Regions from separate parts of the Mus musculus genome. Here region 2 is linked to region 1. Evidence: chromatin loops called from intact Hi-C (ENCODE). Cell type or tissue: gastrocnemius. All regions are shown on one strand. Each heading gives the region's core, and the rest is flanking DNA. Links, peaks and the distances in the headings are about the cores only.

What was found. Peaks named below come from ENCODE experiments on the same cell type or tissue, not always from the same donor. Only the 100,000 strongest peaks of a DNase experiment are listed, where the experiment ranks them.
Region 2: it touches region 1 in a loop (2.6-fold over the local background); 27 of 42 quality-filtered maps call a loop at or near these places.

What each region holds. Positions count from the first base shown.
Region 1 is chr15:10,883,805-10,896,440 of GRCm38, reverse strand. No RefSeq gene overlaps it. Among named protein-coding and RNA genes, the nearest start is that of Gm19276, 61 kb to the right of the region's middle. In gastrocnemius, for the core only: no CTCF peak of the experiment used is centred there; a DNase peak (open chromatin) is centred at 5,974; H3K27ac peaks cover 761 bases.
Region 2 is chr15:10,508,970-10,521,605 of GRCm38, reverse strand. Ttc23l (tetratricopeptide repeat domain 23-like) reads left to right here. Exons shown (of 13, transcript NM_001378877.1): 10 at 6,375-6,518; 11 at 12,210-12,292. Among named protein-coding and RNA genes, the nearest start is that of Rad1, 29 kb to the right of the region's middle. In gastrocnemius, for the core only: no CTCF peak of the experiment used is centred there; no DNase peak of the experiment used is centred there.

The DNA.
Region 1 (12,636 bases), core at 2,906-10,905:
TAATCAGTAGTTCCCCAAGAGACTTCCTGATTGTAAGGCTGCCTTTCAGCCACCTGCACCATATGTAACTCCAATAAACTTGTTGCTTCACCAAGCTGGACTTGGAAAGAATCCTTTATTTGACATACCAGTGCCCTCCCAATCTGGGGTGACTTCTTTACATTTCTCTAAGGAACACTTATGACTCCTAATTGCCTCCACTGTTGCTACGATTTATTGATCTTATGAACTAACTAGGAAGCCAGGATGTTTCTACAGGAGATGGTCTTGAGTTCTAGCCTTAGTCATCCTTTATAGGTGATGAAATGGAATAGTCAAAGACTGTCTTGCCTGTCATTACAGGGTGGGAGATTGCCAAAGTAGAACTGAAGCCCAGCCTTCCAACCTACACCTCTGTTGTACAATGGGGACCATGGGAGTTAGTGGTAAGCTGGATGTGTGGACTGTAATTTCAAATTATGAAGCACTGTGCCAAAAGAATAGACCCGTGAACAGCATCAGTAAGAAGACAGTAGCTCGGAGAGATTGGCGTCTGCTGTACCCCTCACTGGCTTTTTGGAGGTGGTCCAAGTATCCTACACTATTTTCCCAAAGGCAAGCTCAGTTTTCTGTTTATATACCCAAACTTTGTTTTCAATCTGTGTTTCTCTTCCTTCTGGGCCACTGATCTGGGAGCCACCAGATGAGAACAGGTTGGCTCTTCTGTGGACTCATGTGTGTATTTAGGAACATAAGCCTATATTGTACTTTGAGGGCTAAGAACTCCAACCACATGCAGGATAAAGTAGAGTTTCCTAGGATCCCAAGAGAACACACGGTCATTTATAAAGCCAGTCTTCAGGCGACCCTGGCCTTCTTTGCATGGTTCTTCCCCAGCTTTCTCCTTCTGTTTCTAAATGACTTTTCATTAGTTTGATGGAGAAGATAGGAAGTCCTTGATTGCATTCACATTTCATATCCTGCTGTCCCTCTGGAGTCCCATATGCCTACACCAGATTCACGTGCCAGACATGAACAGCAGATCTGATGGAAGGCATCTCCTGATGGGAGGCCAGGACAAGCAAGCACAGTGCAGGTAGCCATCGTCTTGAGATGAGGCCTCAGGGAAACTCCCATAGGCTCTGCTGCTCAGTTATTACCACACACACATTTACTTGGGAGCCCTAAAGCTGGAGATGAGTGAGATACACTATACCTTCCTAGAGATCCAGAAATAATGGATCCGGAAGTGATGCTTCAAGAAGCTGGTGCCCTGCTTTAAGAGATGTAACTCATGTGGTTCAGCTATCACAATCTGAAGATGAAGCCAGGAGGGTGACAAGTATGGTGACATTCTACTGAACATAGCTCTGAGCAAAATCCTCTTCCTACCTTCACAATGCCTCCCAGTTTTCTTGGGTGGTCCATACAAACTTCAGAGCTTGGCTGAAGCACTTACAAATATTTTGAGTTACAAGGATTATTAAGGTAAACCGTTTTAGCATAAAGAATGAACCTCACATGGCATCAAAATAATGAGCACAGAGACAACACTTTATGTGAAAAGAGGAAAAAGCATTTCTTTTTGAATATTGCTATTTCTCTATAGTGTATAAGCTTACCTTCTTGGCATGTAGGTAAAGAGAATCTGTGTGAAGACCAATTTAAATTAGAAATTCTTATATTTCCAAGATTAGTAGTTCTCATAAATATTAAGAAGTTTCTAGTGCACCATAGGTGGCAAGGTCAAGGTCAGAAGGGTTCTTTTAAACTTATTTTTATTTTAAATTTTAAATACATTTTTATTATATTCTTTTCCATCTCTACCGATTCATTCTAGATCACCACCCCCAATTCTCTATCCACCCAACTTCATCTCTCTCTCTCTCTCTCTCTCTCTCTCTCTCTCTCACACACACACACACACACACACACACATGCATACCCCAAAACAGAACAAAAAATGAAAAAAAAAGAAGAATGGGGTTCGTTTTATGTTGGCCAACTGCTTCTGGTCACGGGGCACACCCTGGATTGTGGTTGTATACACAATGACACTCTTTTGAAAGAAAGAAAGAAAGAAAGAAAGAAAGAAAGAAAGAAAGAAAGAAAGAAAGAAAGGAGAAAGTCAAGACAAGACAAAACCTTTCCTGGCAGCCATCAGTGGAAAACAGCTTCTTGGTTTGTGGTAGAACCTTGTGGTCACTCTACCTTCTCTGTGCAGGGTATTTGTGAGGTTTGAACCTGTGCAGGTCTCCTGCTTGCTATCACAGCCTCTCTAAGTTCATCTGTGCATCACTCCTGCTGTGTTTCCTTGGAGCCATCTACCACTTCTGGCTCTCACAATCTGTCTCGTTCCTTGTCTTTTAGATCCCTGAGCCTTGAAAGGTGTTTGATAAAGATGCCCCATTTAGTGCTGTGAATCCCAAACTCTCTCATTCTCTATACATTGTCTAGTTGTGGTTCTCTGTGTTATTACCATCTAATGCAAGAAGCATCATCTCTGTTGAGGGTTGTTACACTGATCTATGTACATAACAATATGTCATTATGAGTTATTTTATTGAAATGTTCCTCTAGGAGAACAAAGTAGTAGTTTTCCTTCTAGGGCCATGACCTATGTAATCTCAGGTTCTTGGCCACTTCAGCAGTGTAGGGTACAGGCTCCATCTCATGGAGTGGGCCTTATATTCAAGCAAAAAGTGGTTGATTACTCCTGTAACATGAGTCACCATTGCACCCATATATTTAAAAGGCAAATCTCTGTTATGGGTTGCAGGACATGTAGCTGCGTGAAATTGATAATTGCCTAGTTCACTCAGTACTGTGCAAAGTACATTCCAGCACTATGAATACTAACCAGTAGAAATGAATCTCCTAGTTGTACATCAGTTTTATTTCTCCATTATCAATGACATAAATAAACTGTGTCATCTGGGATAGGGCCTTATCCTCGAGTTATAGAGAGTAACTAATAGCCTTTGCAATCGTCTATGATATCTGACCAAGAACTCAATGAGATATAGCCTATTCCTGGCATTGGAGATTTTACCTGATAGCAAATGTCTAGTTGGGACATTCTCTCCCTTATTGCATGGTGAATCCATTTTAATTTCTCTCATATCGTGAGACCCCGATTTAGAGTGTTTCTCCCTAGAAGGTAAAGCCCCTGGACGTTACCCAAGCTTGTTTTCCCTGATCTCTAAAAATGCAGTCAGAAAGAAGCTCTTTGTTCTCTATAGCCAGCAAAAAGCCTTTTGTTTCTGTGCCTTACAGCCAGAGATGCAATAATTGTAGGAAGACCTACAAGGACATGGAGATAGATGCCAGAGAGGAGGCTGCAGCTCACTCCCCCCCCGCCCCCCCCACCCCCGCCAGAAAGGAGCTGTAGCCAACTCTTCTCCCAACTCCTCCCAACTCTCCTCCCAACTCCTCCCAATTCCTCAGCTAGCTGTTAAAAGCCCCCTACGGTCACCACTCGGGTCAATCTCCCCTGCTCTGCATGGCAGAGGGACTTCAGCTAGCTGATAATAAAACCTCTTGCAGTTTGCATCAGGTGTGGTTTTCTCTCGGATCACTGGGGTGCTGGACAGATCATCCCGGGACTTGAGCAGAGGCCCAGCTTCGGAAGTCTTACAATATAACTATATGTTCTAAAAAGTTCCTACTATAGAAGGATTCTCTTTTGCTCAATGTGTGTATATGTAATTATTTAGACTTTACAACTTTATTGAACGGATATTGGCAATTTAAAAAGGAGTAGCTTTTAAAAACTGCTCTTTTTAATGCCCATATATGAGAAAGTTAAAAGATGACAAAGTTTGAAAATGAAATGGCCCCTAAAAGGATTATTCATTGAAGATTTTGCCCTCAGCTGACGAGCTATTGAAAGATAAGTGAATTAAGACACTAACTTTATAAACAGTCTAGTCTATTGATGATCTCATAACTGATAACTGATGACAGCAGGCTTGAGAATATCATTGTGCCTTGTTATCCAACCTTCTTTGTCTCTCTCTGTCTCATGGAAGCCAGGAGGTGAGGTGCTTAGCTCTGCCATTGTCTTCCAGTATGGCATTCTGTCTTACCGCTGGCCCAGAAACAGTTTAAACTTGTGTCAGCTACCCCACCACAGCAGAAAGCAGCCACCAGCACAGTTGACAATCCAGCATCTATTGCTCTTTGCTGTACTTTTTGAGATGGAGTGACCTGGCCTGAGGGTCAGTCAATGGGGTCTGCAAGGGAGAGAGTGGGGATGGAGGGGCAAGAGACACAAAGAATGGAGACAAGACAGTATGTCTAATTTATTGAAAGGCAACTATGGGTGTGTAAGTACAAGCTGGGGAGTGCAGCTGGAGACACTTAATCACAAGTCCAGGATGTGTCTGAGAAAAACAGGATGTTATCAGAGTGTGTTTAGCTGTGGTGGGCTGCTTGCAAAAACATCATGCTAGGAAAACAAGTCTCTCATTAGGGTGGGAAAGTACCAACCTGTAAGTAAATAGCTCAAGATGGCTGCAGAGATGATAGCCATTTTCTACTAAGAGTTGGCTCCCAACAATGGAACCTGTGAACCTGGAGCATAGCAATTTAGCTAGACTGAGTAGCCAGTGAGCTCCAGGAAGCCACCTGTCCCTGCTTCCCCAGCACTGAGATTACAGGCATATGTGTCCAGCTTTTATTTAGAGTGGATGCTGAACATCAGAACTCAGATTCTCCAGTTTAAATCACAAGCATTTTATTGTCTGAGCTATCTCCTCATTCCAAGTGAACCAACTGGTCTCAAGAGCCCCAGCTGCACCTAGAGCTCCAAGTAGAAAGGGGTTTGGCTGAGCTTGCTAAGTCTCTGGTCTTCCCTTACTACCGTGGCAATGACTCCTAGATATTCAATGTTTTTTTAAAAAAAAAAAAACTTTGCAAACTACAGAGAGGATGAGATGAATATGTAGGGTTAAGACCTTTCTTTACTTCATGGCTTCTTTGGAAGAGGAGTTGCTGAGGCTGAAGAACCCCAAGAAAAATCTATAAACTTTGAAAAGTTTGTTCCAGTTCATTTTCCTCACGGCAATGGAAGGGCGTGCCGATAGCAGATAGGTATTTGACAGGCACGGTTGCTTTTAGCCAAGCCTGGTCCCAGGGGCAGCAAGCCAGGCCAGCTCCTCTCGTAAGGTAGGGCCTCCACCCAGAGAAAAGGATCTTGCTGATGAGAACTGGGATAACCAGAGAAAACAAATGGAGAGCCAGTCCCCAGAGCAGGCTGCTTGGCTCTGGGTGCTCTCAGGAGAAGCAGTCAGAGTGACCACCAACCCTTTTGGACAGTGAAGAGCCACACACTGGTGGCATCTCTGTCACAGCAAATCTTTCTAACTCCTGCTCCCTGCCTCCTCTCTCCAGCTAATGGCTTATTTCTCACAACCCAACTTCAGTGAGTCAGGAATTCTCATTCATGAGTAGGCTAATAGCAAATAGCTTTGAAGATGCCAGTGTAGGATTCTCCTAACTATCCTAGAAGAGCCTCCTAGGAAACTGTTCCTTCATGCGATACTCTGCACCAAGTTCTATGCTTTCAGAAGGAAAATGGTCCTGGTCCCTTGTCAGCAAAGTTTTACAGGGAGTGTGGAGGTGTTTTCAGTGGTACTAGATGGAGAGGTAGAGCTGGAACCCACAGTGGGACGTGCCTGGGGAGAGACTGACAGGATGTGTCCCTCTGGGAGCTGGTTCTGGAGGCAACGGTTGTTTCTTTTCCAAGAAGTTTCAGACTCATTCATAGACCACCGTGAACTTACAAAGGAACTGTTAATAAAGCGACTTCCAGCTAGGCTGCAGCAGGAAAGGGCAAATGCAGAGGCCATTTGCCAAACAGAAAGAGAAAAACAAGTGATGCCCAGCAGACAAGACTTTGGACTTCAGTCTGTTGACTGGAGTCCCAGAGGCCACAGGAAATGGTTCAGAGCTCGGCATAACCTCTACAGGCAGTGAATGGCAGGCCCTGGAAGCCAGCCAGGATGACTAAAGCCTGCTTTACTCCAGCTTTTAACGAGTCCTCTGAGACACAGTGCTGGACAAAATCTCGCAGAACAGCCTGTTGCCTGATGCAAGTCCCCACGGGGTAACTTGGATGTGGTTTTATGCAATTTAAAAGCCTGACTTAGGGCTTGAGAGATGGCTCAGGAATGAGAGTATATAGTGTTCTTGCAGGGAGTCTGTGCTCAGCTCCTAACATCCACATCAGGCAGCTCACAACTGCCTGAAAGTCCAGCTCCAGGGGATCCAACACCCTGTTCATGGGCACCTGCTCTCAATGCACACATCCATGCGTAGATATACACGTGTGCATTCACGTGCATACATGCACACGCTCACATACTGTATATATATATGCATATTTTACATATCAAAGCAGACCTGGCCTCCAGGTTCTCCCAGTGTCCCTCAGTCCCCCAACCCTGAACTTTCCAGCCCAGCTCCTCACTCTGTTTCTCCTTTCCTTCTCTCTCTGTGTCACACCCTTTCTTTCTCTTCCCCCTCCCCCCACCCCTTCTCTCTCCCCATGGTGACTTCCCTGGCCTCAGTCCTTAGGGCCACTGAACTCACCCGAGAGCAGCTTCCCAATAAACCTACATTTAATATCATCTAATCTGGTTTGAATTGGCTCATTTCACCAGCAGAGAAATAATTTATAAGTTAGCACCAAATCCCCCATGACAAGGCAAACGACCAACATGGACAGCACCCAGAATCTTCCCAGCCTACAAACATGTAATTACTTCCCCTCAGAGTACTTCCAGGTCGCAGCCCACCTATACAGTGGAAATGTGGCTGTGTAGAACCAAGGTTTGTGCTCCCAACACTCGGGAGTCTCCAGGTTTAATGAGGTATTCTGCCCCCCACAACCTCCATGATAGCTTTTTGCCTGAGAAGTCTGATTCCTGGTCCCTAGTCACAACTCAGGGATGATAGTGGTACATGGATCCTACTACACCACATTCCTGATCCCTCCTTTGTTCCTCTCAACTTAGATTTTGTTCTGGACGTCCCTGAACACCTGAATCACTTGAACACCTCCTAGCCTAGCCTACTAGCCAGAGATAGCCACATATACCATCTTTGCCAATGGACAGCAGGAGAAATCCACTTCCACCTCTGGGAAGCATTTTGCATAAACCTGGGTCCTTAGCCACCTTTCCTCCTTTCTACTCTACAAGGGCCAAGATGTCTATAGCCCCAAGGACATTAGGCCACTATGATGTGACAAGTAGATTCCATGAGCAGCTGGCTCCAGCATATGCCAGCAGCTGCCTACCACTAGGCTTCTGACTATGAGGAGAAAAACCCTTCTTTACCTCAGCTATTTCTCCTAGTGGGGATTCTGTTTCTTGCATTCTTGTTCTAAGTAAAGACTCAATCTGTTGTCTGTATCCTGAGGATGAGGAAACCTTAGAGCTACAAAAAATATCAAAGACAAATCAGGGCAACAAGTAAATGACAGAATTTAGCCCAGTACCCAGTGCTCTTTCCCACTACTGTAGAACAGAAGTAATAGCAAGCCTTCTGAGATGTCTTTATATAGTCTTTCCTTGGTATTACACTTGCCCATCCTAGAACTGCCCGTTGCTTGGACCCATTCAAGACTCTTAAGATGGGAGTCAGATGATTAAATCCTCTTCCAGTCAGCAGAGTCCAAATCAATGCACAGACTACCTGAGAAAACCAAGGCACACTCAATCACACACACACACACACACACACACACACACACACACACACACACACACCTCATATATTTGGCTTCACCAAGACAAGGTCTCCTATGACGACTTGAACCTTCTGGCTCTGGAAAGAGAGATGGGGTGGAGAAAACATGGGAGCTAAACTGGGTAGTTAGTAGGCTAGGAAGCCGAGTCCAGCTCGAGATCTGCCGGCTAAAGTTACAAGGAAGCAGGGGCTAGAGAAAAGAGTGGGCCCAATACAGAGACAACACACAAGCAGAAACAGGAAGGATGCCAAGTGGGATCGTGGGGCAGATCCATCTACCCTACTGCAGGCAGTACCTGGGGAAAGCATATGAACAATAACAAAAATCACATGTAATTGATCAGTAAAGAAATCTTCTGTTGGTCTGATTTCCAAAACACCACTATAGTTACAATTGCATCTGAGTAACACCTATGCAATGCTTTTGATAACATGCCTCAAGGAACACTGCTGTCTAAATCGAGGTTACTTCAGAGAATTGCCAGTTAGCGGTCCATCTTCACACAGCTACACAGTCTGTGCTATAGAAATGCACTTCACGGTGGCTTGCTTTTGATCTTAGCAAAAAAGCTAGGAATCAACCAATTACCAATGTCAAGCAGTAAATATCTGGCTCATGTGATACAGCCCATTTCTCTAAAACCCGATGAAACTCAAAATGAATCGTGACAGAACAGTGCTTCAAAGAGGAAGAAACAAGAGGCGTTACTTCTGTTCACATCATCACGGTGAGCTTTTCATTTACATTCAATCAAAGCCCTAAATGTGTGGTACTGTCTTTGCCAAGAGTAAAATTAAATTCATTTATAAAATTTTTAGTGGATCTAAAAATGTTTACATTTACATATATTCTTGCTCAGTCGTAAATTAGTTTTTAAAGGACAGTTAATCAAGAGAAAGCGGTTGTCTCTGGCTATTATTGCAGTGCATTTATCACTTGCCGTTGGCGGTGTCAATTATGCGAGTGTAGCTGTGTGACAAGTGCCTCGGGTGCACTGCTATCTAGGCACTTCTCCCACCACTTCTGCTTCCCGGTTGTATGTGACTAGCTCAAGGACCGAGGAGGTGGAGCACTGAGGTTCGCCTTCACAATCATTTCTGCCTTCCCATGCAATTTAGAAGAAGGAAGTCAGGGAATTAGGAGATAGGAGAGTTGTCCTGGCCTATTTATTCAATTCCCTGTCTTCCTATTGGGCCAACATATTAACTGATCCTTCTCTACAAGGCCATAATTTATCAAACAAGCCACCTACCCTATCTGGATGTACTGGCTGGTGTGTGTGTGTGTGTGTGTGTGTGTGTGTGTGTGTATTTGACACAAGCTAGAATCTTCATAGAGGAAGAGACCTCAGTTGAGGAAATGCCTCCATGAGATCCAGTCAAGAGAAGGAACAAGCAACCAGTTGACAGGGATTAAATATAGGATCATTAAGAAAAACAAAACAGAGTAAGGTGGAGTCAGGAGGACAGAGAGATGCATAGGAAGAAGAAGGGAGGGACACTCGGTTTGAAGGAAGTTTTGGAGAGAGGGCCATTCCTGCTGGGACATCAGCTGAGGAGGAAGGTCAGCAGGGTGCTCTCTCTGCTGTTGTGAGCTAGCAGGCTTTCACCCCAGCACCTGGCTCCTAAGTCTTCATTGGTGTCTTCGTTAGGGTTACCATTGCTATGAAGGGACACCATGACCAAGGCAACTCTTATAAAGGACTACATTTTATTGGGGCTGGCTTACAGTTTTAGAGTTTTAGTTCATTATCCTCATAGCAGGAAGCTTGGCAGCATGCAGGCAAACATGGTGTGGAGGAGCTGAGAGTTCTATATCTTGATCCAAAGGCAGACAGGAGAAGACTCTCTTCCAGGCGGTTAGGAGGAGGGTCTCCAAGCTCACCCCCACAGTGATACAATCCCTCCAACAAGGCCACGCCCACTCCAACAATGCCACACCTCCTAATAGTCCCATTGCCTGGTCCAAGCATGTTCAAACCCCTACACTTGGCAAAAATCAAACTATTGAGATTTTTGTTAAAAAACAACAACCCTCGTCCACCCTTGCTATGTCTTAGCCAGGCTCACACTCAGAAACAATGAAGCCAGACAGCTAGCTGTGCTTTACACCACAAGCAGCTTGACCACTGTGTCGACAGAAAAAAGGTGGAGAATACATCCAAGGGTCAAAAAGGAAAGAAAGCTACAAAGGGCTGCAATGGCTGCCCAGTGACTGCCCCTGTACTGGTTGGTTTTATGTCAACTAGACATAGACTAGAGTTGTCAAAAAGGAAGGCACCTGAATTTTTAAAAAAATTGCCTCCATAAGATACAGCTGTATAAAGCATTTGATGCAAGGACCGTGATATAGCTGTCTCTTGTGAGACTAGGCCGGGGCCTAGCAAACACAGAAGTGGATGCTCACAGTCAACTATTGGATGGATCACAGGGCCCACAATGGAGGAGCTAGAGAAAGTATCCAAGGAGCTAAAGAGATCTGCAACCCTGTAGGTGCAACATTATGAACTAACCAGTACCCCGGAGCTCTTGTCTCTAGCTGCATATGTATCAAAAGATGGCCTAGTCGGCCATCACTGGAAAGAGAGGCCCATTGGACAGGCAAACTTTATATGCCCCAGTACAGGGGAATGCCAGGGCCAAAAAATGGGAATGGGTGGGTAGGGGAGTGGGGTGGGGAGGGTGTGGGGGACTTTTGGGATAGCATTGGAAATGTAATTGAGGAAATATGTAATATATATATATATATAAAAGATACAGCTGTATAGCATTATCTTAATTAGTGATCAATGGGATGGGTAGTGCATCCCTGGGTCAGTGGTCTGGGTTCAGTAAGAAAGCAGGCTGAGCAAGCCATGTGAAGCAATCACTCCTCCATGGCCTCTGCATCAGTCCTGCTTCCAGGATCCTGCCCTGTTGGAGTTCCTGTCCTGACTTTCCCTTGGTGATGACCAGCGGTGTGGAAGAGGAAGCTGAATAAGCCTTTTCCTCCACATTTTGCTTCTTGGTTATGGTATTTCATTGCAACAGTCGAAACTCTAAGACAGCCCCCAGCTCAAGTTATTGAGCTATCTCAAATATTCTAATCCAGGATGCCATTCTCTGCTGTATAACACTAGTAATATCTCCTTCACCAACAGGTTCTTTCTTAGGCTCTGCACTAATGGAAAATGGGGTTTCTGGGAGAGAAGAGACTTGGTCCTTCCTCTTTGTTCTTGTGCCTTCCCTGTGGGACTCTAACTCTTGCCAACCTCATTTCAGCCGTCCTACCTCACCTTAGCAGACAACTGGTTTCAGTATCAGCACCTGAATCCAGTTTGCAGCTGCTGCTAAATGTAGTATTCTAACTTGAAGAGTATCTTTACTTGCCTGCTGAATGACCCCATCAGCCACTGGCCAGCACTCAGCCTCAAAGGACTGAATCCCAGTCCATGCCCAGGGGTCAGAGGAAGTATCGCCCCTTACCCCCAGATGTCTGAATCTCTGCTCTCATAAATTTGAATGATATCAATCTTTGTCCTGCTTCTCAGCCAGAGGGGAAATGGGTTCTTGTTTCGGATCTTCATGCCACAGTCGCTTTGCATTTTCTTTTGTGAATAGATAGGAGGAGTCTGGATTTCTAAATCACAGTGTAGAGAAAAGCTATCCACCTATCCAGACACATTCACCAAATGGCCATGAGAATGAGATAACACACACACACACACACACACACACACACCCTGTGCCTATGGCCATCTTACAATCTGTAGAAAACCATGAGATGAACACTAGAACTGGGAAGAAAATGACCTCGGTCCCCTCTGAAAAATAAAAGAGAAAGGCTCTTTTTATTGTCTTTTGTTTTCCAGATATGGTCTTGAAGTGGAAATTCCTGGTGCTTTGGAGACTCAGTTGTGTCATGTGATGTTTTCCTGGAAACTGTCTTATGAAAGAATGTTTTTTGCTGAAGCAGACACATGGGAGGATGTTTTGCTGAGAACAGTCATGTGGTATTTTTCTGGAAGCTGCCTGGGAAAATGACATGCAATGTTTTGCTAGAGAGGATGCTTAAGAGGACGTGTGGTGTTTGGGAAGGGTATAAATCTAACCCAACAGACCGTGGACTACCCTGTGTGGTATTGGTTCACCTTGCCACTTTTGCTGATCTTTGTTAGATATTGGTTTACCTTGCCTTCTTCACTGGTCAACATTTCTTGTGACATGGTAGAGAGAAATGTACCAAAGAACTTCTGGTGGTGTCCAGTAGCTTCTTGCCGCTCCTGTGGACTCAGGCAGACAGGCAAAGCCTCAAGGTTTCTTCTGGATCAAACAGCCATTGAGCTGCTGCTGCTGATTCACGTGAACTGAGCTGCTGGTATCCTGACAATGTAGACTGGATTCGCCCCAAAGAACGATTTCTAAACAGGTCCACATCGTCCTTTGTCCTATTAACCCTTCCTCTCCACTGCCTCTGGTGGGTGGTAGGATAGAAGGGCAGTTAAAGCATTTAAGTACACTTATTAAAGTAGGTTTTCAGCAAAATCTTGCTGGCATATGCAATAGTTTCTGCGTTTGGTGGCTGATTATGCGATGGAGCCCCAGGTGGGGCAGCCTCTGGATGGTCCATCCTTTCGTCTTAGCTCCAAACTTTGTCTCTGTAATTCCTTCCATGGGTATTTTATTCCCTGTCCTAGGGAGGAATGAAGTATCCACACGTTGGTCTTCCTTCTTCTTGATTTTCTTGTGTTTTGCAAATTGTATCTTGGGTATTCTAGGTTTCTGGGCTAATATCCACTTATCAGTGAGTGCATATCAAGTGACTTCTTTTGTGATTGGGTGTACCTCACTCAGGATTATATACTCCAGATATATACATTTGCCTAAGAATTTCATAAATTCATTGTTTTTAATTGCTGGGTA
Region 2 (12,636 bases), core at 1,694-9,693, 370 kb after region 1:
TTTAATCTCACTGCCATAGAACAATCACAGGTCTGTAGTTTTACTTTTAAAGATGAGCTTTTCAGTCTTTTATAGTTTATTCTTGTTATATGACGGCACAAAGAACATCATGACTTTATTTATAATAAAATTACAAGAGTGGTGGTTCACAGGAGTCCTCTTCTAAAACCAGGTGCTTTCTAGAGTGACATGCTCTTGGGAAAAGACAAGAAGAGGAGTTGAATCCCAGTGATTCCCAGTTCATTATAAAGCAGAACTTTGAAATGATCGCTTTGCCTTTTAGGACAAAGCACCGTGGGAGCAGGAATTGGGGTCTGCTTTGTTCCCAGTGTGTGAAATTGAGCACATAGTAGGTGCTCAATAACTATTTCATAAAGTTACTTAATTCTATTACACATCTTTTGCTTTAAAAAGACTTCTTTACTCTCCCCCAAGTTTGATATGAGCTCTAGGCTCATTGCAGAGTACCAGAACAGAAATGCATGTGACTCGGTCATGCCTTCCACAGAGTGGAGGAGGAGATTGCTGCTAACTAGTAAAGGCTACATATAACCCACCCATGCTAATCTCATACTCTGAGAGGGAAAACTGAAAGTCATAGAGTAGGAACAAGACGCAAATGCCCACTCTCAAGGCCACACGTCCTTTAACTTTTTACTAAAAGTACCAGCCAAAGTGAGTAGGCCAGAAAAAAACAATATTCAAATTATAAAGTAGGCTGAGTTATCTCTTCAGAGTGAAAAAAATGTTACATGAAAGTCCTAAAGATCTCTCCCTCTACACACACACACACACACACACACACACACACACACGCGCGCGCCACATGCTTAAAATTAATAATTTCAACCAATTTAATTTAAATGGCAAATACAAAAATGTTTTGTATCTGTACACAATTAATGAAAAATCTAAAAAGTAAGGAAATAATTGAAAGTAAACCCATTGCATGGGTATAAATAAGATGGCATACTTAGAAACAAATTTAGCCAGGTAGGTAAAATATTTTTGAATACTGAGAAAACAGAGATATCTTTTAACTATATTTATGCTCATCTGTTCTGAAAAATATAAGGATATAGAGTTTTGAGATTCCTGAATTGTTGGCGTTGTTTCCTGAAAAACTGTGACATCCTTAAATACTATTCAACAACCCCACCCCTAAGGCTCAGGGAATATTGTAGGAGAGGAAATAGAAAGCTTGGGAGAGCCAGAGGACCAGGAGGACTGTTGTGAGATGGGTTTCTCTGGACAGAACCTGTGTGCTGCACTCATGAACTCTCAACAATAAAACCTGTAAGACCAGACCTGTCCACATACCAACTGGCAAACGTTCATAAAGTGCGGCTCCTGCACGAAGAGCGTCAAGGCAGCCAGTGGCTGGTGAAGAAGGGAAAATCAAGTTTTCCTCAAGCATGACTTCCCCCCACCCCCAATATGTTGTCAAGCCTACATGGTGAGGCTCTAAACCCATCTACATATGGACTGAGAGGTCATGGACGTGAGAGGGAGATGTGGGGGTGGGCGCTACATGAAAGAAGTTGGAGAGAAGAAAATAAAAGGTAGAAATAAGGTAAATGCTCAAAACTATTGAAATATGAAAGCTATGTTTTGAAGTGGAAACTTGAGGGTTCTTTGGAAAGTTGGTTGGATGGTGTTTTTCTGGGACAAATGAGTGAAGGAACGTTTCCTTAAAGTGGACACAGGTGTGAAAGGCTAAGGCGGACTTGCGAAGGGATGTTTTGCTGAAAGAGACTCAGGAGACAGGATGTTCTGCTAAAGCAAACATGAGAAAGGACACATGATGAAAGATTCTTTGATAACAACACGCATATATTGGTCCAATTTACATTGCATAGTTGAGCTGCATTTCACGGGACTCCATAGAGGAAAAAAAAAAAAATCAAAAAACTTCTGGTGGTGTGCTTCAGTTTCTTGCCAGTTCCAAAGACTGGCTGACTGGATGCCCGTGCTGAGGCAAAGCACATGGAGGACACGTGATGTTTGGAAGGTATAAATAGGACTCCACGGAGTGATGGAGACAGAGCTTGGCTTGCTGGTACAGCCAACTGTGCAACGCTTGTGTGGGTCTCCCGTCTTCTCGATCTTTGATTCCCTGAGAGAGGCACAGCTGAGATCTATTCCAGGTGTTCCTTTTGGTCCCTCCTGATGACTCAAGTCAAGGCTGAGGCCTGGCTGTCTCTGCTAGGTCACCACTGTTGCTGACCCAACTTTACCAAACTGGACTGCTGGTGTATCCGTGAAAAGTTTGCAAGTGGATCAAGCTGCTGCTGCCAACCTGTGAGCCGAACTGCTGATTTCCAGATAACACAGACAGGAGTTGCTCCAAAGAACCTTTTAAACAGGTCCACTTCACCACCCACCCCCTGCATCCTTTCTTTCCTACTACCTCTGGTGAGTAGTGGGCTACAAGGGAGGTTAAAGTGTTTAAGAACCATAATTCAAAATAAGGGCTGAAAAATTAAAGTTACTGTTTTGTTCCATTGGGCACATAAAAGATGATTATCATTTCAATTAGCTCAATTTAGTTCTAAGGAAATTATCTGTTTATACATTCAAAAATGTGTGATTAAGCAATGCCATACACAATTCATAAAGAGTACAGCAATAACTGACTCTCTTCACTCTCTGTGAATAAAGTACATTGATGTATGGGAACAGCAAAGGCCATGGATAACTAAAGCCATTCAAAGCAAAAAGAACACAGCTGGAACCCTCACGTTGTGTGACTCCAGACTGTACTATAGAGTCATGGTGATAGGTACCACGGTATTAGTACAAAAAAAGACCCATAGATCAATGGAACATGACAGAAGACCCAGAGACCAACCCACAACACCTAATTTTGACAAAATGATGGCCTCACCAACAAGTAGTGCTGGCAAAACTGGACATCATCCGCAGAAAAACAATTCTACATTTCTCACCCTGAAGAAAAACCTATGTGAGTTGTGTATGGTGCAAACGCAATCAAAGGCCATAATTGAGAACCAGAAATGCAGAGACTGCTAATGAAAAACAAAACAACAAACAAACAAAATACTTGAAGACATAGGTATAGCGCCTCTCTAGCACAGAAAAGTGCCCCAAGGATCCACAGAGCAAATTCTATGAGATTTAAAAGCTTCCTCATAGAGAAAAAAGCTAGCAGCACAGTGGCCACACAGCAAAGCGTCACAGTTATTTCAGGTGAGGGGTTGATGTTTAGAAAACGTAAAGAAAGGCAAACATTAGACACCAAAAAGGAGGGGGAAAGAAAACCACACAATGGCCTGAAAAAGACAGTTCTCAAAAGAAGCAATCCAGATGCCTAATAAATGTTTTTTAAAATGTCTAACATCTGTATCCATCGGAGAAATGCAAATTAAAGCCATCTCATGGGGGATGGGGCAGGAAATAGGACCACAGAGACAGAAAACTGGGTGTCAGCAAGATCTTCAACATTTTAAAGACACACAAGGTAGTGGGAAACAATACACCATGGTGTTTATTTTCTGTGTTTCTGGGTCTCTATCACTGTCTCTGCCTCTTGTCCAGAGGTTCTTGCCTATAACAAACAATTTCAGGGCTGTGGTCTGGTAAGGCTATAGATCAGGAACACTCTCATAGATAGCTTGTACCAGCCTCCGTGTTCAGTCTCCAGGACCAAACCCAAACCCGAATAAACATAAAAAATTAAAAAAATAAAAATAAAAAAATAAGGCACCAGGCAGTGGTGGCAGATGTCTTTAATCCCAGCACTTGGAAGGCAGAGGCAGGAGGATCTCTGAGTTTGAGGCTAGCCTGGTCTACAGAGTGAGTTACGTCTGGGACAAGGAAGGCTACACAGAGAAACCCTGTCTCAAAACACCAACTCACCTGAGTAAGAATGGCTGACACCAGGACGACAAAGGGCAGCAAATGCTGAAAGTGATGCGTTGAAGAGGAGCCATTGTCTACTGTGGGTGGAAATTAGTGAAGAGGCCTCTCACAAAAGTAACACTGAAACTGTTGTGTAACTCGGCTACTCCACTTCTGGGCAAACACGGAGAGGCTCTGTGTCCTGCCACAGAGACGCTTGTGCACCCACGTTTATTGGTTTTGTTTGATTTTTCACCATAGCAAGGAAGCAATCAGCCTGGCTGCCCATCAAGCGAGGACTGGATCAAGGGCTTCTGGTACTTAAGTGCAGGGAGATTTAGCTCGTAAAGAAAGATGTTTCAGGAAGAGATGGAACAGGGGCAGGGGTCCTCAACCTGGGGGTCGTAACTTGGGGCTGAATGGCAGTTTCACAGGGGTTGCCTAGAACCACCGGAAAGCACAGATACTTACGTTACTATCCCAACAGTAGCAAAATTACAGTCATGAAGTAGCAATGAGATAACTTTATGGGTGGGGCGCGGGGGGGGGGGGGGGAGGTCACCACAACACGAAGAACTGTATTAAAAGATGGAAGCATTAGGAAGGCTGAGAGCTGCTATAGTAGGAAGTAGCCCAGGCTCAGGACAAACACCAAGTGTTCCTTTTCATATGAGGAGCCTATCTTCTGTTCCTGTGCGTATTTGGGCTGAGCTTGGCGGCAAAGCCTTTCATCCCAGCACCTGAGAGGTAGAGGCAAGCAGAGCTCTCTGAAGCTATCCTGGCCTACATAGCAAGTTTCAGGCCGGTCAGAGACACATAATGAAACATTATGAGACCCAGCTTCAAAAGGAAAAAAAGATCGTGTATCCAGGTATCCAGGCGGAGTAAATGTGATTAACCTAGAGGAACCGGGAAAGGGAGCATGGCTGCAGGGGCTGGGCGAAAGCGTGGCTGCAGGGGCTGGGCGGGAGCATGGCTGCAGGGGCTGGGCGTAGGAAGGAAGGGGTAGGGAAGACAGCAGAACTCTCTGCATGGGAGAATTCTGGGGAGTAAGGGACAGCTGAATGGACAGCAGGTGTGTTCGCGTCCAGTGTATGTGTAGAATTAATCTAAGTAAAAGAAGTATACAAATCTCATATGGAAACCTGCTGCTTCATAAGCTAACATGAAAAATAAATTATATATCTTTATAAAAGACGATATATTGGAAGGCAAATGAAGGTATTTGGTACGGTGAATGGTTAATGGTGATTTGTGCTGATCGGTTTTTGCCTTGGAGTAAGTAGATCAGGGGGAGCATTGTATCAGAAAGATGAGTGGCCTGGACTTTAAAATAGGCCAATGCTATCAAACAGAAAGGGGATAGGGGAGGAACTGTTATGAAGAAGAAAGAAATACAAAGCCAAAAATGCAAAATATGATGCTTTCAAGACTGTAAATAGTATTGTTGAAACAACTGGAAAATGTGCATATTAGGTTAATGGTATTGTATCCATGTATCGAGAGTGACAATAGCATCACTATAGCCTTGCTCTGAGAAGACATGGGTTTCGGTATTTAGCAGTATAGTTTCCGTATGCTTATATCTTACTTTCAATAAAAATGCATATGTTCTCTCTCTCTCTCTCTCTCTCTATATATATATATATATATATATATATATACATATATATATATATGTAACTGAATAGAACAATAAAATAAATGTGGAGAAATAGTAATCGCATGTGAATCTAGGTGAAAGCTTTGAGTGTTGAGTCTGCTAGTCTCTGGCTTTTCTGAAAGTTTGAAATGTGGAAGAAAGGAGCTGGAGAGATGACTCAGCAGTTAAGAGCACTGACTGCTCTTCCAGAGGTCCCAAGTTCGATTCACAAAAACCACATGGTGGCTCACAACAATCTGTAATCTGATGTGATACCCTCTTCTAGTGTGTGTCTGAAGATAGCTACAGTGTACTCATATACATAAAATAAATAAATAATTCTTTAAAAAATGAATCTGTAAAAAAAAAAGGAGAAAAGGAAAGGAAAGGAAAGGAAAGGAAAGAAAAGGAAAGGAAAGGAAAGGAAAGGAAAGGAAAGGAAAGGAAAGGAAAGGAAAGAAAAGAAAAGAAAAGAAAAGAAAAGAAAAGAAAAGAAAAGAAAAGAAAAGAAAAGAGGGAGAAAGAAAAAAATCAGGGCTATGGACTTATGATGTGGACTCCCTACTCTGTGGGCAACGCGATCTTGAGAAAGAGCTTAGCTGTTATCCAGACGTCCTCAATTGTCTGTAAAGTAAGTACAGTGACAATTCCTATCCCACAGAACAGTGTGATGATTAAATGATCCTCTATGCATGAGTTAACTGTCATTAGTTATCCACTGGGAACATTCATTCATAGTACAATGGAGTACTTTGGCGAGTCACTGTTGACTGACTGCTTCTGACTGACTGCGTCATTGTGTGGTGAGAGCACACTGTCGCACTGTCCATAACCATTGGCTTGATTTTTATTTTCCATGTTTATCCCCTAGGAGGCTTACAGACTTCTAAAGTCTACCCTGAATTCTGGCAACTTTGGGGACTGCGGCAAAAAGGTAGCTGAAACCTTTTATAACATGGGCAGCATCTGTTTTGCCAAGGGAGAACTCGGAGAAGCAATTGAGCTACTGAGCAAGGTGAGCCAAGAAAGGCAAGCTCTGCTTGACTTCATCACAGTTCCTTCATGGGATTATATAAGCAGAATGTGGAAAGTGCTGGGTGTGTGCATGTATGTATGTGTATTAGTCAGGGTTCTCTAGAGGAACAGGACTGAGAGAATAAATGTGGACACGTGCGCGCATGCTCTCTCTCTCTCTCTCTCTCTCTCTCTCTCACACACACACACACACACACAAGGATTTATTAGAATGGCTTACACCCCCCAGCTAATTACAGCATACTGGCTATGACTGTAAAGTCCAAGAATCCAGCAGTTGCTCAGTCCACAAGGCTGTATGTCTCATTTGGTTTTGGTTTATGCTAGAATCCTGAAGGAGCAGGCTCTAAAGCTAGCTAGGGAAGAAGTGGAGTTGCCATTGAGAGCAAAGGCAAACGGATGATTTCCACCTCAAAGACCTAGATTAAAGGTGGGCTTACCACGTCAAATGATTTTATTTAAGAAAGGAAGGGGGTATGCAGCTGCCTAGGTTTTAGTTAATTCTAGGGTGACAAAGAAGAGCCATCAAAGTATGGGTTTTTCCCCTTCCTTTCTAAGATATATTACTAGTTAGCATACCAACAGAACAAAAGGCTAAAGACTCAGTGAGCTGCCGGGCAGTGGTGGTACATGCCTTTAATCCCAGCACTTGGGAGGCAGAGGCAGGAGGATTTCTGAGTTCAAGGCCAGCCTGGTCTACAAAGTGAGTTCCAGGACAGCCAGGGCTATACAGAGAAACCCTGTCTTGAAAAAAAAAAATACTCAGAGAGCTAAGCCAGGCAAGGTGGCACACTCCTTTGGTCCCTGCACTTGGGTAGCAGAGGCAGGCAGATATATCCATGAGTTTGAGGTTCATAGTTCCAGAACAGCCTAGAAACATAGTGAGACCCTGTTTCAAAACAAAGCAGAAAAAGACCCAGTGAGCTAAGCAACTGTCTGAACATAAAACCTATGTTTGCTCACAGTTAGCATCAAAGATATTAAAGATCAATTAATACTGAAGTGTACAAAGGCAAAATCAGAACCAGTCCATATAATGCTTCAGCAAATATCAGGACTACAAAGTTATTTAACCTCATTTTGGGCTAACACACACAGAAAACAGTTAAACAATGGGAGAAAGGGGTCCTCATTTTGAAAACTTAGAGCAAATTATTTAGAAGAAACAGAAGGACTTCAAGGAGAACACGAACTCAGAACCTGCAGAGAAAGAAAAGTGTTCACTGAAAAGATGATGATTTGAGGCCAAAAGATGAGATGGGAAAGGCAAAGAGTGACATGAGAAGGGGGCTCCAGGGAAGCAACAGGTCAGTGGGCCACAGTGAGCATGATGGGGAGATGAAGAGTCTGAGTACACAGAAACTGAGCCCTGCTCCTCAGATCTAGAACTGAGCCGCAGTCAGTGAAGGAAACAAAGTCCTGTAATATTCCTGAACTGCAGCTGGGCAGTGGTGGCGCACGTCTTTAATCCCAGCACTTGGGAGGCAGAGGCAGGCGGACTTCTGAGTTCGAGGCCAGCCTGGTCTACAAAGTGAGTTTCAGGACAGCCAGGGCTGCACAGAGAAACCCTGTCTCAACATCGCCCCCCCCCAACCTCCTCCCCCCCCCCACCCGCCAAAAAAAAAAAAAAATCCTGAACTGCACCCGACCACTTGTTTCAGAGTTTCAAAGTTGTGTCTAGGGATTGTTCTTGTTTGCTGTCGTTTGTTTTTTCTATACTACAGAGGCAATTTTAAAATCACACTGGTGGGCTGGAGAGATGGCTCAGTGGTTAAGAGCATTGGCTGCTCTTCCAGACGTCCTGAGTTCAATTCCCAGCAACCACATATGGAGGCTCACAACCATCTGTAATGGGATCCGATGCCCTGTTCTGGTGTGTCTGAAGAGAGCAATGTTGTACTCATATACATAAAATAAATAAAATCACCCTGGTTTTAAAACGTATACTTACTTACCTTCAAAACAAGGAAACTAGATCCATAAGATGCAGCTAAGAATCTCTAAAGAAAATTTATAGCTCTGAATGCTCATATCAAAACTCATTGATATCGCAAATAACTTAATATACCTCAAAGTCTTAGAAAAATGAAACAAGCCAACCCCCAAAACAGCAGGCTGCAAGAAATAGTAGAGACCATGCCATTCCTGACTGTATTTAATATGGAACCATCCTATATGCTCACCTGTAGAGAGAGTATCTTCTACAATATATAGAAGCATCAACTGTCAATAAAAAGCTGATTGGCCAATGAGCTAATGCATGAAACAGGAGGTGGAAGTTCTAGAAGGGAGAGAGATTTCGGGAATAGTCAGACTCTGGAAGGGATTTCACCCTGAACCCAGAAGGAAATGGAAGTATGATACGGAGGAGAGTTAGCCAACCACACAGCAGGACTTAGAATAAAATAAATGAGATAATTAAGTTATAAGCTACTAAGGGAATAAGTCAAAGCTTTTTGCCTAGGAATTTATTCATAATTATTTAAGCCTCAGAGCCATTATGTCAGGAACTTGGGTTCACGTAGAAAAGCCTGCAGTCACCTCCTGCCCCAACATATAACGTTATAAAGGAAATATGACATGTAAACACAATGGGATTTTATTGAGGAAAGACATTTTCACATTTTTCTCTCATGTGTTGAAACTGGATGTGTGTATGTGTGTATGCACATGTGTGCAGGACATAAAAGTAGAAAAATAACTATAAGGAGAAGAGTCTAAAGGGAACGGGAAGGAGTCACAGGAGAGGTCACAGAATCCCCATGACATGAGAGGTAGTGAAGGACTGTCTGGGATGAGAAAGGGTCATTAGGAATAGGAAATAGGTTTGGGCATGAAAGAACAGAGTAAAATGATAAGCTTGCATGGAAATGAAAATATCACAGGGAAATCCACCACTTTCCATGCTAGCAAATTTAATAGACTTGTCTCTCTGTGTGCATGTACGTCCAGGTTCTTCTGTTTCGCTGACTTATCTGTCTATATGCTAATACATGTTGAATAGTGTAGCTTTAAAACAAGGCTTTAAATTGGGAAATTTTAGTTCTTCAAATATGTGGATGATATTCTGAGCTTTTTACATTTCCAGAGGGATTTTACAGTCACTATGTGAATTTATAGTTTAAAACTTGCTGGAGTTTTGAGTGAGCTTACATAGAAGCACAGATTTGTTTGGACAGATTTTTGTTTGTTTGTTTTGGTTTTTTGTTTTTTTGAACAAGGTTTCTCTGTATAGCCTGACTGTCCTGGAACTCACTTTGTAGACCAGGCTGGCCTCGAACTCAGAAATCTGCCTACCTCTGCCTCCCTAGTGCTGGGATTAAAGGCGTGCACCATCACTGCCCAGCTTGTTTGGACAGATTTGACAGTTTAATAGTATTTGTTATCTCCCTCATGAACATGAACCACAAAGTTAACACAAATTATAATTTATTATAGTTATATTTTGTAGTTTCAAATGGATAATTCTGGTAATATTTTCTCCTATTTATCTGGTTTTGCATCTTTTATTATATTTAAAATATGTTATTTCTGAACTTCACTTTCTGATTGCTTGTTGCTGGTATATGGACACATAATTGATTTGGGTTTTGTATAATCTTGTGTCCCATGAACTTAATATAATTACTAAACTTGTTATCTCCAGTGCTATTTTGTAGATTCTGCCAGATTTTCTACAGAGATAGTCATATCATATGCTAATAAATGCCATATCTTTTATTCTAAGCCAGAATGCTTCTATTTCTTTTTCTTATTTTATTGCACTGGTTATACTACAAAAGCCATATCAGTTAGGCATGGTGGAAACAGACACCTCTGTCTAATCCCAAACCTTGTGAAAAAATGGAGGTCAACTTTCATCATTTGAGGTGATGTCAGCTGAACGGTTCTCAGAGACTGTATTATGTTAGAGACGTTTCGTTTCCCTTCTGATTTGGTGAGAATTTTTAATTAGAAGTAGATGGTGAATAGTATAAAGTTATTTTTCTGTCTGTACTGAGATGACCAATGGCTAGTCTCTAGGTAGATAGTTTCATTTCTGTGTTATCAAGTTCTCAAGTTCATTGATTTAAAAAAAAATCTAATATCAAACCAGTTGTTAGTCATTTATAGTTTATTTGTAGGCCAGACATCTTTTTCTCCAGATTTTTTTTGTGGGGGGGGGGTCTTTATATACTTGTTCATGTCTCTTCTTAACCTTAACACACACTCACACACACATACACACACACATACACATGGGGGGGAGGAAGAATGAAGAGAAAAGAAGGAGACAGACAGACAGACAGAATGCCGTTCCAATGGCAGCAATGATAGTTTTAGTGTACGTTATCATACTTTTTGTGACAGGTCTGACTATAGCTCAGATTGTTCTTAGACTTAAGGGATCATGACCATTCTTGCTTCAGCCTCCCAGGTGCTGATATTCTATAGGTCCATGCCACCATGCCTCACTTCTTGGATGACGTGTGACTGGTTGCTTTTTATCATTATGCCAACTGAATGCCAGATACCATAGACTTCTTTTTCTTTTGGTTTTTTTGAAACAAGGTTTCTCTGTGTAGCCCTGGACATTTTGGAACTCACTCTGTAGACCAGACTAGACTGGCTTAAAATCAGAGATCTACTTGCCTCTGCCTCCTGCACTGGGATTAAAGTCACTGATACTATAGATCTTTTTGGATATAGAATCTTATTCATATGCTTATAAGTATTTTTGAAATTCATTCCGGTTAAACTAGTCATTAACAACTCGATCCTTGCCTTGCCTGATCCTACATGAGACTAGCCACTGTTTAGTCAGTGGTAAGGACAGGCACTAGCTTGGCCTCGAATAAGTGCCATTTGCTCTGCCCAGTGCCCTCCTCCTGATGGTTCTCTTCTGTGCTTTCTGCACTTGCTTCTCACGCATGGGCTAGCCTTTGCTATTTGAGGGGGACTCACTGCAGATAATTCATGGTTTTCCTGTGATGGTGCCTCCTTTGTTACCATTCTCTAAGAGTCTTCTTCAACTTTCAGCACTATGAGAGGTTCTGGTGAGCATAATTATGGCTCTTCTGTGTAGTAACCCAGAAACTCAGAGCAGTAGCCTGGGAGAATTGTGTAGTTTAACACACTTACTTTCTCTCTTCACAGTTCTTTATTGCCTGATGTCCAGTGTCTTGAAAATCAGTTCATACATTTTGTATGCTTTCTGTAGGTTGTTTGAGATAAATATTAAATCTGGTTCTACTATCCTACTTTATATGGAAACACTTATCAGTAATAAAATCTCAAGAAACCTGCCTGAGAATAAAGTAGTCTGCATCAGAATAGAAGGTAGCTTTGAGAGACATACATGGACTTTGATCATGTCTATTTACTTTGACTTAGTTCAAAAATCCTAACAGAAACCATATTGTAGCCATGTCTTAAGGAGGGATTCCATAAATTTGGGGTCTTGTTACTTTGTTGTCTATAAGAGCAGGTACAGTAAACTGGATTTTGTATATATTGCATGGAGGATACAGAACATAACTAGAACCCTTAGTGCACACTGATTTTCTCTTTGGGGAGGAACCAACAGACCTGTGACACCCCTGGTTCCCTAGTCTGCTTCTGAATTAGGTTTGCAATTGATGTGTTTGCTCTGGGTCCCTTTAACCTGTTATATTTCTCACTTCACCGGCAGTGTCTGATGATTCAGAGTCTTGTCTATGGAAGTGAACACATTAAGAGCATAGAGACTAAAAGCCTCCTTTCCCTATTGCAGAGGTAAGTTCCGTCTCTGGACATGAACCATCTCATCACTGTGGGTATATGAATATGCCTGTCTCTGATTCAGCCAGGTATTGGTGACTTACCTAGTAAGGCAAAAACTCTTACCTCAGTTATGGATTTTGTCAGATTCAATAGTTTAGGACAGGAATTATAGGAGTTGGCCCTAGTAATATGCAGTATATTATTTCATCTACAATAACATTTAGCATATCTCTCTCAGTGCTGAACATTTTAGCCAAATCGAGAAAGACAAGGTCTTTGCTGATAGCGTGATGGACACAATATTATATCAATATGGATTTTTATAAAGTCAAATAAATGGATACTTTAAAATTACT